2 separate regions of the Homo sapiens genome follow, and region 1 is linked to region 2. The links are chromatin loops, found by intact Hi-C in ENCODE. Cell type or tissue: PC-3. All regions are shown on one strand. Each heading gives the region's core, and the rest is flanking DNA. Links, peaks and the distances in the headings are about the cores only. Region 1 overlaps COBL (cordon-bleu WH2 repeat protein). Region 2 overlaps COBL (cordon-bleu WH2 repeat protein).

What was found. Peaks named below come from ENCODE experiments on the same cell type or tissue, not always from the same donor. Only the 100,000 strongest peaks of a DNase experiment are listed, where the experiment ranks them.
Region 1: a loop joins it to region 2, with 6 times the contacts of the local background. A loop is called at or near these places in 6 of 110 quality-filtered maps.

The regions. Positions count from the first base shown.
Region 1 is chr7:51,157,430-51,165,631 of GRCh38, forward strand. All of the region lies in intron 5 of COBL (cordon-bleu WH2 repeat protein), which reads right to left. Among named protein-coding and RNA genes, the nearest start is that of COBL, 160 kb to the right of the region's middle. RefSeq lists an enhancer at 3,603-3,897. In PC-3, for the core only: CTCF peaks have their summits at 3,792 (motif pointing left), 4,008 and 5,490 (motif pointing right); DNase peaks (open chromatin) are centred at 3,772 and 5,492.
Region 2 is chr7:51,221,768-51,229,969 of GRCh38, forward strand. All of the region lies in intron 1 of COBL (cordon-bleu WH2 repeat protein), which reads right to left. Among named protein-coding and RNA genes, the nearest start is that of COBL, 91 kb to the right of the region's middle. RefSeq lists enhancers at 2,704-3,412, 3,413-4,121, 4,286-5,485, 7,022-7,895 and a silencer at 8,027-8,160. In PC-3, for the core only: a CTCF peak has its summit at 3,725 (motif pointing right); DNase peaks (open chromatin) are centred at 3,744 and 4,794; H3K4me3 peaks cover 837 bases; H3K27ac peaks cover 1,711 bases.

The DNA of each region.
Region 1 (8,202 bases), core at 1,562-6,561, 64 kb before region 2:
GGCAAGGGGTTCCTTGGTGTCTTCTGAGGGCAGGGGGTTGGCCTGGCTCCTCTGTGTGTCTCCAGTGCCCCCTGGTCTGCTGATGGGACAGACTCAAAGTGTGCCCAGGGCAAGTGGTTGGAGAGGCGAGTGTCTATGTGGGGAGGGATTTTAGTGGAGGCACTCTGCTCTCTTCTCCCTTTTCTTTTCTCCTTCTTTCTTTCCTTATTTTTTCCCCCTCAATATTCATTGTTCTTATTCTCTAAGTCAAAATTCAGACTTTGGAAAATAAATAATCACTTCAGGAAGTCTATTTATTGTACTATATGGTGACTATAACTACTAAGAATGTATTATATACTTGAAAATTACTAAAACGGTAGACTTTAAATGTTACCACAAAAATATAAGTATGTGAGGTCATGGATATGGTAATTAGCTTGATTTAGCTGTTGCACAATGCACTGATATATAATTTTTATTTGTCAATTGAAATAAACAAAATACAGACAATCATCACACACATTGTTAAAACATACAAAATATGCTCTGTGTTGTTAATGGACAGACAGCCTTTCACTATACTTCTTAAAATATAAAACTTTTAAAAGGGTTGCTGCCCCTGGGGAAGGAAGAAGAGAGCCAGTTGTTGTGTTAGAGAGGCAGTGTCATCTGTGTCTGCTGTGTTTCTTAGTCGTTAACAAAAAGACAATGCAGCAAATGTAGCTAAACACACATTAACATTTGTTAATGGTGGATGATTGATATGGGACTGTTTATTTATTATTCTTTTTATTTTACTATTTCTATGTATTTTCTATTTGTTTATTTTATTTATTTTACTCTGTAATCTACTATGAATTGGTACCATGCAAAATTTCAAAAAGGAGAAGAGACCCTCAAGGTGCAGTTTATGTTGAAAGAATGGAGAAGAATGGACCCAAACCTACCGGATGGCGGAAGGGCAGGGTCGGGGAGGAGCCTCCTCACTCACACGCGTCCACAGCCTGTAACCATCGCTCAACAGGAAGAAAAGGGAAGGACTATAGGTCCGCCTGGGACATATTTAAGATGCAGAAATCAAGAAAATGTGACAACCCTGGAAGAGGAAGCAAAGGTGGTGCTAGCTGAGGAGACAACAAGGGAGCAGTGGGGATTTAAGAAGATCCCAGTCTCCAGGGTAGAGGACGCATCCCTAGGGGCCCAGACCCTGGGGCAGGTGCCACTAGGAACAGAGCACGGTGGGAGGCTGGGAAAGTGTCCGCCCCTGCCCTTTTCCAGGGAGGAGCTGGAAAAGAATGCAGGCAAAAGTCGGGGAGGAAACACTCATTCCTAATGAAATGAAATCTGTAACATCAAATAAAAACAGGAGATGAGCGCGATGCTGGGACAAGCACACTGGCCTGAGCCAGGGGTGTCCATAGGGCGGGGGACAGGGAAAGCGAGGCACGGGGTGGGAGACAGGGAAGGCGTGGGGGACAGGGAAGGCACAGCGCCGGGGACAGGGAAGGCACAGCGCGGGGGTGCAGGGGCTGTGTGGGCAGGGAGGCGAGCTGAGAAACAGCAGCCCCAAGGGCCGACCCTGGGACTGCCAGTGTGTGGGACACCCTGTCTATAGTCCACTTCCTTTTTTTAAGAACCTGGATCAAGACACACGAAGAGCTGGCCAGGAGCTTGGAGGAGGGCAGCGGGGGCGGCGTTGCAGGCTCTCTGCAGCCCCCGGCCGCGCGCACCTGGCGGCCGCGCGCGCTGCGCTCTGGATGCCGCGTGAAACCGCAGGGCGCAAAGCAGGGAGGTGGGGAGGAGGCTTTGGAGACCACAGGTGCTGGGAAGTGGAGCCGCCAGGAGGCCTGGGCCAGGTGACAAGGCCAGGCTGTGTGAAGTGGTGAGATCCTAGATGTATCTTGAAGGCGACAGACGCTATGAGGGTTGCAGGTGGAGTGGGAGAGCAAAGGGGGCAAAGAGGACCCCAGGGTTCTGGCCCGAGGCACTGTGATGGCGGAGATGTCATCTCCTAGACAGGAAAGGATACCGAGGGACAGAGAGCTCTGCTTCTCACCTTCTCTGGTCTCTGAAGCAACTTAAATCCATGTGCAGGCAAGTGAGATTCTTGTTTTATACTTGTCTGACAAAGAGCAGGGGAAGGCCAGAAAGGAAACATAGACAGTGGAAATAATAGTCATGTTTTAGGGGAACATACGGAAAACCAGTATTTGAAAGGGACGTTTTCTACCTCAGTATCCTTACAAACATCACATTTTCAGCCAAGTGGTGAAAAATCTACATTTATTTTTTTCCCTCCGAGAACTGGTACTGGCATTAGGCCCTGTTTATCAACTCTTCAGGATCTATGTGTATACTACTCCCATTGTAAGAATCGAACACTCTGGGAAAAAAATTCATCAAAGCTTTAAAACCAAAACCCTCCTCTGATGGGTTCCAGGTTTGCATTAGAGATCATATGATAAGAATATTTTTAAAACTATTTTTTTGTTGTTGTTTTGAGACAGTTTCACTATTGTTGCCCAGGCTGGAGTGCAATGGCACGATCTCAGCTCACTACAACCTCCGCCTCCCGAGTTCAAGTGATTCTCCTGCCTCAGCCTCCTGAGTAGCTGGGACTACAGACACCTGCCACCACGTCCAGCTAATTTTGTATTTTTAGTACAGATGGGGTTTTGCCATATTGGTCAGGCTGGTCTCAAACTCCTGACCTCAGGTGATCCACCCACCTCGGCCTCCCAAAGTGCTGGGATTACAGGCATGAGCCACCATGTCTGGCCTATTTTTAATGGTCAAATAGGTATGGAAAGAACCTTAGAATGATTTTTCTAGATTACACATTAAGGTCTATTTACTTTCCAATAGTTGATAGGAGTTTTATATACACAAGGCTCTGAATCAGAAATGGAGAGTTGAGTGGCCATAATAACATATTGTTATTTGTTGTTGATGACACAGTCATCAAGGGAAACAATGCAGTAATGCCATAAAGTTGTCATATCCTTTGATTCACGAATACATTTGCAGGTGTCTTTCATAAAGAAAACCTCCCAAATGAAAAAAGGCTTTTGGGATAAAGTGACTTTCACATTACTTATACCAGAATAAAAGAAGCAATGAGCAACAGGGCCGAGCCAACCTTCATCGAGTGCTAGCTGTGAGCTCCTTCCTGTGCTTGGCACTCATTTAATCCTCATAAGAATGCTGGGTGCTGGTGATTATGAGCTCACGGTACACACGGGAAGACAAGGCTCTAAGAGGTCACAAACTGTATGTGAATAATTCAGAATCCAAATTCAAGCAAACAAAAACAAAAGCCACGCTTTTCCCTTTACACAGAAGATCATACAACCTTTAAAAGAACTATGCAGATACTGAGAAAGGCTCAGGAGAACAAGGAACAAGAAACTCTGTTAGACTTGTAGGCACTGGACATGATTCTCCTACTCTACTCTTAAAACCTGCCATATGCAATTTATTTTGTTTTGAATATAAAGCTTTTTTTTTTTTGAGATGGAGTCTCACTCTGTCGCCCAGGCTGGAGTGCAGTGGCGCAATCGAGGCTCACTGCAACCTCTGCCTTATAAAGCATTTTCTAAAGGTACAAGCTAAATTTTAAAAATATCTCTACACAACTGATGTATAACAAAAATTAGTTCTACCTCATAAACACGTGGCTCAGCCCTCGGAACACATTTTCCTGTTCTCAACTGATGAACACTCCAAAAACAGAACAGATTTGAGCTTTTCCAGGCCCAGAAAAGCTCGCGAGGGGATTTGCTGTGTGTGTGACAACACTGCCACCCTGTGGCAGCACAGCTCCACACATGCTTTGGGCCGCATTTGCAAGTTCTCTGTAATCCCCCTGGAGACCCGGATCAGCTGGGTGGAAATGCAGGCTCTCTGTAAGCATAGGACTCAGGGCAGCTGAAATTATGGAGTTTCCTTTAAAATGTAGCTTTTAATAACTTTTTCTGAAAATTTTATTTTACTGGTGGGCTTCCCTGTAAATGCCTGCCTCCAATACTGCAGAGGCTTCCATCAGAAACAACGCCACTCAACACGAATTCTGGAAACTTTTTTAGGGCTTTTGCTATGGAAATCACTTCAAATGTAAGCTCCGTCCATCTGTGAAACACTATAATGACACTATTTCTGTCACTGCCTGAACAGGGCAAATGGACAAAATGTCTCCAGACAGGTTTATTTTGTTGTTTGCTTGTTTTATAAGGCAGTGATTTTTAACTCTTTTACCAGAAGAACTTTAACTTTATGGTATCAAGAAATGCAGAGATATCTGATGAAGCATGTAGTAATACCTTTAGATTGGTCAAATTTATAGAATTTGGATTTTTTAAAAAACCAAGAAACCAAGAAGCAGGGCCCATAAAAGGCCAGTTACTTTCAAAAGTTCATTCTTCAGAGAAAGGCCTGCTAATGACTGGTCTGTTGTCCTGGTGAATAACAGAACCAGGATTAGAACCCACGTCACTTTACTCCTACATCAGAACATTTGCACTTTATCAGACTGATATAATAATTTCTTTTCCATTTTTGTGTGCTGAATTGCAAATTAACTCAGGTACCTTGTCTCATCCGTTAGCACAGTTTATCACTGCTGTTTGTGTGACTTAGGAAACAGAGACCCGAGAGCTAACTCACACCTTATCATTAACCGGCATCCACAACTGACTATGTGACCTCCCCGTGTCTTGGAGTCCAGATGTGTGGGATGACGTTAACTGCAGTGTAATCTGTTCCATGCTTTCACAGCTACACAGGCTGAGTTTGAGGAAAATCAATACTGACCATGTCCCCACTAAGCCAGAGTCCCCCGCAGGTGTCCAGTGCAGCCCAGTTTACAGCCTGAGGCACACTTTCTTTCACAGATACAGAAAGGAGTGTTTTCTGGAAAATGTAAAATTCCAGGAAAACTACTTAAAGTTAGTTGAAAGATGAGAATATTTGCTATGATTCAAGCGCCCTTTGATTAAGACAGTGAAGATATATCTTGGAACAGAGTAAACTTCAGTTTCTAAGAAATTCACTAACTTTTCCAGAGAAGATCAAATTTCTTTGACCATCTACATTAGGATTTTTTTAATGCAAATCTATTCTCATAGAGTCTTCAAGTTACAGACATAATAAACCACTTACATTTTCTCAAGAAAAAATAATACATAATAGTATCTGCAAACTTTCTGGAGGGCTCCGGTCAGGTTTACTCACCATTTCAGAACATTTCCTATGAGTGTCAGATGAGCTATATAATTTCTAATCGCTACAATGAACCTACAAAGTGGGCAGTTTAGCAGATGAGGAAAGTGAAGATAGGTTCTGCATGCTGGGCCAGAATTGAAAGCTCGGCTTTAACACCCCAATGATGTAGGCTTGCCCTCGGCCTCCGCCAGGCTAAGCCTCTGTGCTCATCAGAGATTCACTATGACTTGAAGCTGAAGCTGTTACCCTGTTTGCACAAAGACATAGAAACAGCCAGCAGGGGGAGCACCAATAAAGCCAATACTCACTGCAATGTTTCCTGTAAAGCAAGAAGTGCTAAGCTAAGCGCTAAGCTAAGGAAGGAAGGAATTCACAAGGAGATGGATCAGTGTTACATTTTATCACCGGATATACACAAAAGGAGTGCCTCTCACAGCCCAGACAGTGAACTAAGGGAAGGAAGAGCTGCAAAATCCCTTAAAATAGAGGACATTCAAAGCAGCAAAAGGATGATGTGACTCATGCCTCCGTTTGATCCCCTCTTCTGGTAAGATTAAGCAAGCACTGGCATCAAAATGTGCAGACTAGGATCAATGGCGTGGAAAAAATATGTAAAAACAACGGCAGAGTGCTCTTCAGAAATATTACGTCACTAACATCCTTAATTGAAGAGAGCATCATAGCCAACATAAGTAGATATCAATAAATCTGATCAACCAATTCACCTCTGGCATTTGGATATTTTCTGTGTCTATATAAGGAAGATCAAATAAGCCCACACAACTAAGCACAGTGCCTAGAACAGACAGGACTGAAGCAGCAGGCATGGTCATCACTGGGAGCCATTATTATTTTAAGTGCTGTACTGCCCTAGGGCTTGAAACCCAGTATATTCTTATTTATGAGTTAATATTAATCTATCACATTGAAGCCTTATTACTTTGATTCATAGGAAAAGTCACCCTTGATTTTTAAAAGTGGAAAAAATATATCCCAGAAAACACCTCATATCAATAATATAACAAACTTCTTCCTTCTTTCACAGATTCATAGTATTCAATCATGTAGCTATACCACATCTTCATGTACCATAGCTTCATCTACCAATCCCCTCCTGATGGGCATGAACATTGCTTTCATCTCCTGTTGTTACAAATAATGCCACAATAAACAGCCTTACACATGAATCATTTTAGATTTTTGCCAGTGAGTCTTCAGGGTAGATTTCTAAAACTAGGATTTCTGTGTCAAAAACTAAATGTATGTGTAATTTGGCTAGATACTGCCAAATTCACCACCATAAAGCTAGCACTTTGCATTTTGCTCAGCAATGCATTTAAGGGCCCCACAGTTTAATGAAAAAGGTGTAGTAACAAACTTTTGGGCTTTTGCCAATCCCATAGGTGATGAACAGTGTTCACTGTAGTTCATTTACATTTCTCATTATGAGTAAGAGTTTTATCTCTTTCCTTTATTTATTTTCATTTTCTCTTTTTTGTCATTCAAGAGGGTTTTTTGTTTGTTTTCCCTAAAATCAAATTTATTAATATTTTCTCTGAGGTCAAATTTATCAATGTATTGAAAAGGATAATATCAGAGAACATCTTAAACCTAGAGAAAGTTACCGATATCCAAAGAAGGTAATAGAATACCAAGTAGATTTAACCCAAATACTACTGCAAGGCAGTTACTAATGAAACTCCCAAAAGTCAAGGATAAAGAAAGGATCCTAAAAGCAGGAAGAGAAAAGGAATAATATACAATGAAGCTACAATATGTCTGGCAGCAGACTTTTCAAGGGAAAACCTTACAGGCCAGGAGAGAGTGACATAACATATTTAAAGTTCTGAATGAAAAAATACTTTTACCCTAGAATAGTATATTCGGCGAAAATATCCTTCGGACATAAAGGAGAAATAAAGACTTCCCTCAAACAAAAGCTGGGGAATTTCTCAAATCTGACCTACAAGAAATGCTAAAGGGAATACTTTAATCAGAAAAAAACAGACATTAATGAGCAATAAGTAATTACTTGAAGGTACAAAACTCACGGGTAATAGTAAGAACACAGAAAAACACAGAATATGATAACACTGTAACTATGGTGTATAAACTACTCTTATCCTAAGTAGAAAGACTAAACAATGAATCAATCAAAAATGATAACTACAGCAACTTTTAAAGACATAGACAGTACAATAAGATATAAATAGAAACAACGAAAAGTAAAAAAGTGGGGAGATGAAGTTAAAGCATAATTTTTATTCATTTTCTTTTTGCTTATTTGTTTATGCAGCGTTATGTTCTAAAATAGTATTTGCAAGCCTCATGGTAACTTCCAACGAAATAACATACAATGGTTACACAAAAATAAAAAGGAAGAAATTGAATCATACCACCAGAGAAAAACACCTTCACTAAAGGAAGACAGGAAGGGAGGGAGGGAGAGAGGACCAGAAAACAGATAACAAAATAACAGGATTGAGTCCTTACTTATCAATAACATTGAATGTAAATATACTAAACTCTCAAAAAACAGACTGGCTGTATGAATGAAAAAACAAGACCCACTGATCTGTTGCCTACAAGAAACACACTTCACCTATAAAAATACACCTCAACTGAAAATAAAGGGATGGAAAAAGATATTCCATGCCAATGGAAACCAAAAAAAGAGCAGGAGTAGCTATACTTAGACAAAATAGATTTCAAGACCAAAACTGTAAGAAGAGATTAAGAAAGTCATTATGTAATGATAAAGGGGTTAATTCAGCAAGAGCATATAACAATTTTAAATATACAGGCACCAAACACTGAAGCATCCAGATATATAAAGCAAATATTATTAGAGCTAAAGAGAGAGATAGGACCCAATAAAATAATATCTGGAGATTTCAACACCCCAATTTCAGCACTGGACAGATCTTCCAAACAAAAAGCAACAAAGAAACATCAGACTTAATCTACAGTGTAGATCGAATGGATCTAATAGATATGTAC
Region 2 (8,202 bases), core at 1,467-6,466:
TATGTATTACTTATAAAATGAAAGAGGTCATTTAAAACGACAGCAAAAGTGATTAGATGAGGCTGTAAACTTACTGACATTCATGTCACTGGTTAATGTAAAGTTACGCACATTCACGTCATTAAAATAACATTCAGGGGCCAGGTGTGGTGGCTCATGCCTGTAATCCCAGCATTTATGGGAGGCCAAGGCAGCCAGACTGCCTGACTCAGGAGCTCAAGTCCAGCCTGGTCAACACGGTGAAATTCTGTCTCTACTAAAAATACAAAAAATTAGCCAGGCGTGGTGGCAGATGCCTGTAATCCCAGCCAGTTGGGAGCCTCAGGCAGGAGAATCACTTGAACCTGGGAAGCAGAGGTTGCAGTGAGCCGAGATCGCACCACTGCACCCCAGCCTGGGCAACAAGAGTGAAACTCCGTCTCAAAAATAATAATAATAATAATAAAATAACATTCAGATCTCATCCTCTGCTATAAGTAGGTATAAATTCTCTTTTTCTTATTAAAAGGCTTATACTTACAATATTTATAATTTTTGTTATATCTTTATCCATTATATACTTCTTTCAATTTATAGAAATAAAAATAAAATAGTCAACATATATGGCACCATTGTAAGGACTAAATATTTATTCAATTCCTCAGTATACCACTTTAAGGAGGTATTACTGATATTCCTATTTTATAGCTGAAAGTGTGAGCACACCTTCCCAATGTCACAGAGAGGTAAAACTGACAAACTGAAGACAATTTGGTTTCAAAGCCTGAAATTTTAACCACTATGTTATTCAGTCATTATTAGAAAGAACAGATTCCATACCATTTCAGAGATGGAAAAAATCAAGACAGAGAGAAACAGCTTATGGATTCTTTCATTAACCACCCTTTGGTCTAGGGGTAGAGGCCCAGGCTCGGAGACATTAGCATTACCTCCCAAAGGTGTTTTCAGGGGAAAAAAAAAAAAGTGTTTTTCATTTTTAGGAAAAGAGTATCTTTTCCAATTTAGCTGGCTTGGACTCCTTTAGAACTCACCAGTTCAAATAGGAAGCAGCATTTATTCATTTAGCCGGCACCACAATGGGAGTGAGAGGCTGGAGAGAGTCGGGAGAGGTTTTGACTGCCCCACACTTATCCCCAACAAATAATCTGTCCCCAGCTACCCAGAGGCACCCTTGTAATAGAATTTTATCCACCCTCCCTCCCCACGTCCAGTGTCAACACCCTGGTCCAAGCCCTCATCTCTACAGCACACACAAAGGTGGAGTCACGTGAATCACATACGGTGTGTACTCCACCCTTCCCTCCACAGTGTGACTAGGAGCAGCCTGCGAGGGCTGTTGTCTTCTCAGGCCTGACTTTGCTCGGGGCACGCACTGCTTACACGCCTGGCAGGGCCCACTGGCTGTGGCCTAAGCTGCAACCAGCAGGCTGCAAGGGCGGCAGGGAGGTTTGTTTGCCCAGCAGAGTGCTGTGAGCATTAGTGTGTACATGCATGTGTGTGTGCCTGCGTGTGCACGTGTACACATTAAAGTTAGCCAACATTTAAAAAATTGTAATATGTCACACTAACAAAATGAATTTTGGGCTGCTTTTGGGGAAAAAAGGTTTGATGATGCCTGGACATCTTCACAGTAAAAAACGGCTGTGTGTTTCCATCTGGACCTATTGACCACTGGACCTGTTGGCTCAGTGACGTCACACATCTGTGCCCTGTAGGGCTATAAACTCACATCCAAACTTCCAGAGAGTCTGAAGATCTCCACCAGCCCTAGACCTGAACCATTCTTCAATATCCTCCACTCTTCTGGCAATTGGCCTACAGCTCCAGTTTCCAGGAAACCAACCAGTCCCCCAACTGCCTTGGCCTCACTGTACTCTCTGCCTCACTTGTTCTGCTCTCAAAGACATGGCTCAAAACTATGTCGTCAGAGAACCCATTTCTGGGTGCTCCAGGCCTGGGCACACACATAGCTGAGATCAGTGATATCTACGTTGGCTGCACTGTGGCTGGAAGCACTTGGGGAGCTTAAAATATGCCCAGGTCCTATCATGGACCAATTAAATCTGAATACCAATTCAATTATTATTTAACAATTCTAGAAGGCAGCAAGGACATTTGTATTCTCAATATGTAGCATAATGTAGTTCATATTTGTGGGTGCAGACATCTACCACATAATGCTTCAGTCACTGACAGACCACATATATAAAGGTAGTCCCCTAAGACTGTAATACCTTTCCTATGGTTAGATATGTTGAGACATACAAATGCTTACTATTGTGTTACACTTGCCTACAGTGTTCAGCACAGTAACATGCCGCACAGGTTTGCAGCCCAGGAACAATAGGCTACAGCATACAGCTAGGTGTGTAGTAGGCTCTACCATGTAGGTATGTGTTGGGTACATTCTGTGATGTTCACCCAAGGATGAAGTCCCTTAAGGATACATTTCTCAGAGTGCGCCCCTATCATTAAGCTATGTATGACCGTACTTAAAAATGCTTATTGATGATGATGATATTGACACTGCTGAAAATTATACATAGTTCCTGCTTACAAGAAACACTGCGTACTTATAAAAGCCTGAGATAGGAATGAAAAAGAGATTGCAGAATAAATGTTCCAAACGAGCCAAGCTTTCTGAGGGAGAAAAAACCTGTGTGGACCTCATTAGTGGAGTATCCACCCTAACACCCTAGCCGAGGTGGCCTTGAACAGTCTTAAAGATGAGCAGAAATTTCATATATGAGAAAAAGAGACAAAGCCTGGGGCAGGAGGAGAAGTCCCCAAAGAGAAAAAGGAAAAAAAAAAATGCTGTACTGCACATCACAGGAGAAGACGCTAAAACAGCATGCCCGGGCTAGGGACAACTGACAGACAGCACACCACGGTGTCTGGGTTTTTTATTTTATTATTATTTTTTCTTTTTTTGAGATGGACGGCAATGGCGCAATCTTGGCTCACTGTAACCTCTGCCTCCCAGGTTCAAGTGATTCTCCTGCCTCAGCCTCCCAAGTAGCTGGGATTACAGGCATACCCGGCTACCAAATTTGCCACCATACCCGGCTAATTTGGTATTTTTAGTAGAGATGGGGTTACACCATGTTGGTCAGGCTACTCCTGACCTCAGGTGATCCGCCTGCATGTGGGTGACCTGTGCGTGTGGGCGGCCCGTGCATGCGGGGGCGGCCCGTGCATGTGGGCAGGCTGTGAGTGTGGGTGGACTGTGTGTGTGGGTGGACTGTGTGTGTGGATGGCCTGTGCACGTGGATGGCCTGCACAGGTTTAGACCAGGCTTGTTCCCCATTGTCTGTTTCGTGCTTTCAGTGTGGCTTCTGTTAAACGCAGGCACCATCCTGCAGCTAACACAGTCACAGCACAAAACAGAAAACGCCTGGCTTCCTCTGCCTGTGAGTGGCTCAGCCTGGGAAAGAATGGCTGCTATTTACGTGGGGACTCCACATCTGTACTCGGTTGTGAAAAGTCATTAGCTTACCAAGCAGGGGATGCCTTTCTCAAACATCTGTGCAGATGTCATGTGGTTGAGTCTGAGACTCAGATGCATGTGGCAGTTTAAAAAGAGTAGGCCTTCTGCACAAGTCTAAAGAGGCCATCAGACCTGGGACCTTGCCCGGCTCCTGCTGGGCACACCCATCGCAGGTGCTCCCGGCTGGCAGTGCACACAGGCTGGGTAATCCAGCTTTCCTTCCTCTCACCCCCTCCAGTAGGAGGCAGGGCAGGTCCTTGGGACTCAGCAGGGAATGAATCACAGCACACACAACTCAAGCTTCCTTTGATCTATTCAGGTTGAAAAACCTGGGTGTGCCCTGGCAGGAACTGTTTATAAAATGAAAAAGTATATATATGAAAACATTTCTGCCATTTCCAAGGTCATCAACCATAGCTCTAAATGATTTTAGCTTAAAACCATCACACATTTACTAAGTTTCAGGATGACGCTTGTTAATTCCCACATCAGCTGGAAGCTCCCAGCTGGGTTTTTATTCTGAGAGCTCTTCAACATTCAGCAGAAGGCTTGAAATCCACTCACTGAAAGTCAGAGGGTCTTAGGTGACATGGTGCAGTGAATGCAAATCGCAGGTGTGAGGCCCAGGTAGCTGAATTAAAACCTAACTCTATAGGTGACAGCCACTGCCCAGCCAGGCTGGTCAGGCTGAGGTAGACAGGGACTGCATGCTGAAAAGGGAAAATTCATGCGTCTCTGTACTTTCCCAGACCCTGAGTTCAAAAGCACTATGCTTTACATCTTCCATCTTTCCAGTTGGAAATGTCATCTGTGGACCTGAAGGTATAACAATTTCTTACTGTCCAAGAAAAGTGGACTGGGAAATCCACAGTGATGCTGAGGCCAGCTGACCTGAATGGCACCTCTACACCATGGGTGCCTGTTTACCATGTTGGCTACTCTGGCTGGCTGCTGGCAAACCGCATGTGCTTAAAGGGAATTTCAGAGAGAAACCAGGCACACCCGGCTCTCCTGGCTAAGAGAGTCTGTTTATGCTGCAGGCAGAAGGGAGTTGCCATTCTCTCTCCATGAGATTCTTCAGCAATAGGATGTTTGCTTCATCCTGTTTACAAGCGGTACATAAGCTGCGTCTGGTTTGTGTCTGGCTATTTATTTGCAGCCACAGTTGTAGACTTCCCTCTACCAAGGGAAGAGGAACCATGACTTTCTTGTTCATCACTGGTAAGTGAAGTGCTGGGCCCAGGGAAGGAATTCGGTCACCACTGCGTTGAGTGAGTGAGTGAGTGAGTGAGTAAGTGAGTGACTAAGTGAGTGAGTAAGTGAGTGAGTGAGGGAGTGAGTTGGGATTCAGCTGCCAAGTCAGTGCCCAGTTTTCTCAGCAATAATAAAAAGTCAGAAAGATGTCCAGAAACAAATGCCCAGAAGACAGCTGAGTGCTACCGCAGCCTGCAGAACTGGTTACCAAAGAGGGGAATGAGGAATCCTCGCATCCTGTACCAGCTCCCACATCCCTGAGTCCAACACTAATCTGATTTAAGCCCTCATTTTCTAAACATGCCATGATCCAGCCACCATGCCACACTGTGTATGTTCAATACCCCTGGCAACTTCATATGCAAGTGTATTCTCCCCATTTTACAGACAGGGTGGCTGAGTATCCAACCAGTTAAGTAACCTTCTCACAATCACACAGCTGGAAAAGACTGGAATTCTAGCCCAGGTCTTTCTGAGCCTAGGACACCACCTACACACTTTGCACCGCCTCCAGCCTTAATTACTTCTTGAAAACAAGCACCGGGGTTCCTGGCAGACTGATGCTAGGATGTTTGGACTCCTTGACACATACTAGAACGCTGGTGCCCTGCAGTGCCGGCTGATGAGCGGTGAGGTTAGAGAATACTCTTCAGTGAAGGTTTCCAGCACACAGTTGTAGAGACGCCCCCTTTACTCTGATGTGGGGTCTGGACAAGCCTTATTTGCAAACTGAGTTGGGCCTCCAAGAACTTCCTTCAGTGCTCAAGGTTCCACGAGGCTCAGATGGACGCATGGGGACTGTGTTCAACTGCCTCAGGAGACAGAGGAAGACTGGAGTCACAGGGAGATGGAAGGACGTGCCCCGGCATGACATGAGGTAGGTGGCAGAGCTGGAACAGACCCCAGATTAGTCTCAAGCATCCCTGAATACACCTTTAGGGTCAGGTACTTCTTTGAGTATCTGATGAAGGCCATGGACCTTCTTCCAGGCAAGATGCACTCCAGCCTGCTTGCCACCAGCCAGGAGCACCTGCTATGGGTGTGCCCAGCAGGAGCTAGAAAAGATCCCAGCTCTGATGACTTCCTTAGACTTGTGCAGAGACCCTGCTCTTTTTAAACTGCCACATGCCCCTGAGTCTCAGACTCCTAAGCCTCTTCCTTGTACATTATTTCTGCAAACCACCCTGATGACCAGGGACTCCAGATTAAGAATCCATGTAATACCTTTTCTTGGAGCTCAGCACCTCCCAAGCTCAGGGCAATGTTCCTGTGAAGACAAGAATTCCTTCTAATAGAGGAGAAGAGCTATCAGAGGAAAATCCCATCAAAGCTTTCCCCACTGTCTTGGCCCCTGCAAACAAAACGGAAAGCCAGAAAAACAGTCAACAGAAGATCCAGATAAGTAAGGGCTGAAATATGTGTCTATGAAACAATCACACTGCAGCCCACAGAATTGTGGCATAAAAACAATAAATATCACACTGGAGCAATAAGCCAGGGAGAAACGACTTTACCCATCAAAACGCCACATTTCAGGGCACACAAAGGCACTGTCTGTTGAAAGTCTGCCCCAGGACACTCCACAGCTGTACACCATCCACCACATCCTGGTTACATGCTCTAGAGCTGGAAAAACATCAGGTCAAATCCAGCCACGACGTGGCCACGCTGTGCATCTCCCCCAGATAAGCTCCTGTAATCTGTAGGCCTCAGTTTCCCCAAGAGCTGAACAGAGAGAGATTTCAGCTTTTATCAGCTGAGTAAATGGGAGGATTAAATGAGATGACCCCTGTAAAGTTTCTGGTATGGCACCGAGACACAGGTAGCACTCAATGACTGGTGGTAATTACAAATTTTTTTACTATTATTATTAGCACGCTTACTCTTTTGGATTAAAAAAAAAAGAAGCAGGCCTCTTGTCTCTGCGAGGGTAGAGTAGAAGCTGGCTCCTCAAAATGCCTAATAAAAGCTCATTTATGCAGCAAATGCATTCATAACTGCCTAAGAAATCCTACACAATAGAATTTCACAGTTTTGACCTGGGGGTGGGGGAAGCTTTCAGTAACTCAACATAAAAAGATTAGCTTTCTAGATAGGATTCTCTAAGACATAATAACAAAACATATCCATAACACTCACCAAACTAAACTCCAGGGCCTGTAGATATGGGAACACTGATATCTCACAACACATCAAGTAAATATTCAAAGAGGAACATTTGAGAGCCCAGTCCCACAGCTATTACTCAACTCCCAGCAAGTGAAGAAAGAGCCTGTCGGTGAGGATCACTTAACTATCGGCAAATACTCCATGCTCATGCTGAGCAGAGCAACCCCTGTTCCAAGTTTCAGATAAAACCCTGAGTTACTACATTGTTCAATATTATAGAAAAAGGATATCTCCTTCAAAAAAAAAAGCAGTGCTAGTTTACTGAAGTTTGAACATTCTTAACAAATGAAATGGAATAGATCAGAGAAAACTTACTGATTCCCAAACCACCAGGCAATGTTTGCATACATCCCAAGCTGTCCCCTGCCCTTGCCTGGAGTGGGTTTGCTTTGCCCCCTAAAAGGAGCACAAAGGGCTTTCTACCGCACAGCCAACGCTGTTCCAGGAGCTAACGGACAGAAACCGCTCCTTGGGCTTCCCTGGACGAGGAGTGCAGAGTGAAGCAGTGCCCTGAGAACTAGCAGAGGCATCCGATCCAATTCAGCTAGTGACTTATTCATAAATGTGCCACCCGATGCAGCTTTTCCCCGAGCAAGCCCGCGGTGCCGGCGCCTGTACTCCCGGCAACGGAAATCTCAAGTCATTTTGCAGAAAGACAGTGAGTGAATTGTCTTGGTTCACTTGTTCACAAACCCTCCAAGCCTGGAAAATGAGAATGAGACCGCGAGAGTTGTGAGGGAGGAAGGGCTGAGCTCGCCTTTCATCGGGATGCCTGGCAGCAACCTTACTTCCTTTTCCCAAGGTGCATTCGTCCACCACCTTCTTGGAGTTTTCCAGGGCAGGCAGCCCAGGTGATCCCTTCAGGAGAAAGCCTAATTATTCCCGGAGAGCCAAGTCAGCTCTGTACCTTAGCTGACCAACCTCGGCATTTGCTGAATTTGTATAAAGCAATTCTTGCCACCTCTCAGGCATGATTTAGTACATTCTTTTCCTAAAGGAGTTTTGATTTTTTTCTTCTCTTATCCCCCAAAACTACGCAACCAGAAGCTCACTGCTTTCTTGCAGCCAGTCTCTATGTGGCAGCATGGATTTTCAAGCTTGAAAGCCGTATTTGGTTTCTGCCAACCATTGTCCCAGGACTACAAAGACACGGCCAAACTGCTCAATATGTGCAGATGGATACACCGTGAGCTTGACGGGCTCCCAGCTCCTGTCCAAGCAAGGGCCCGAAGGTCCCAGCAAGGGCACAGTAGGTTTGGGGATGGAGGGATCTGGTCATGCCTCTAGATCAC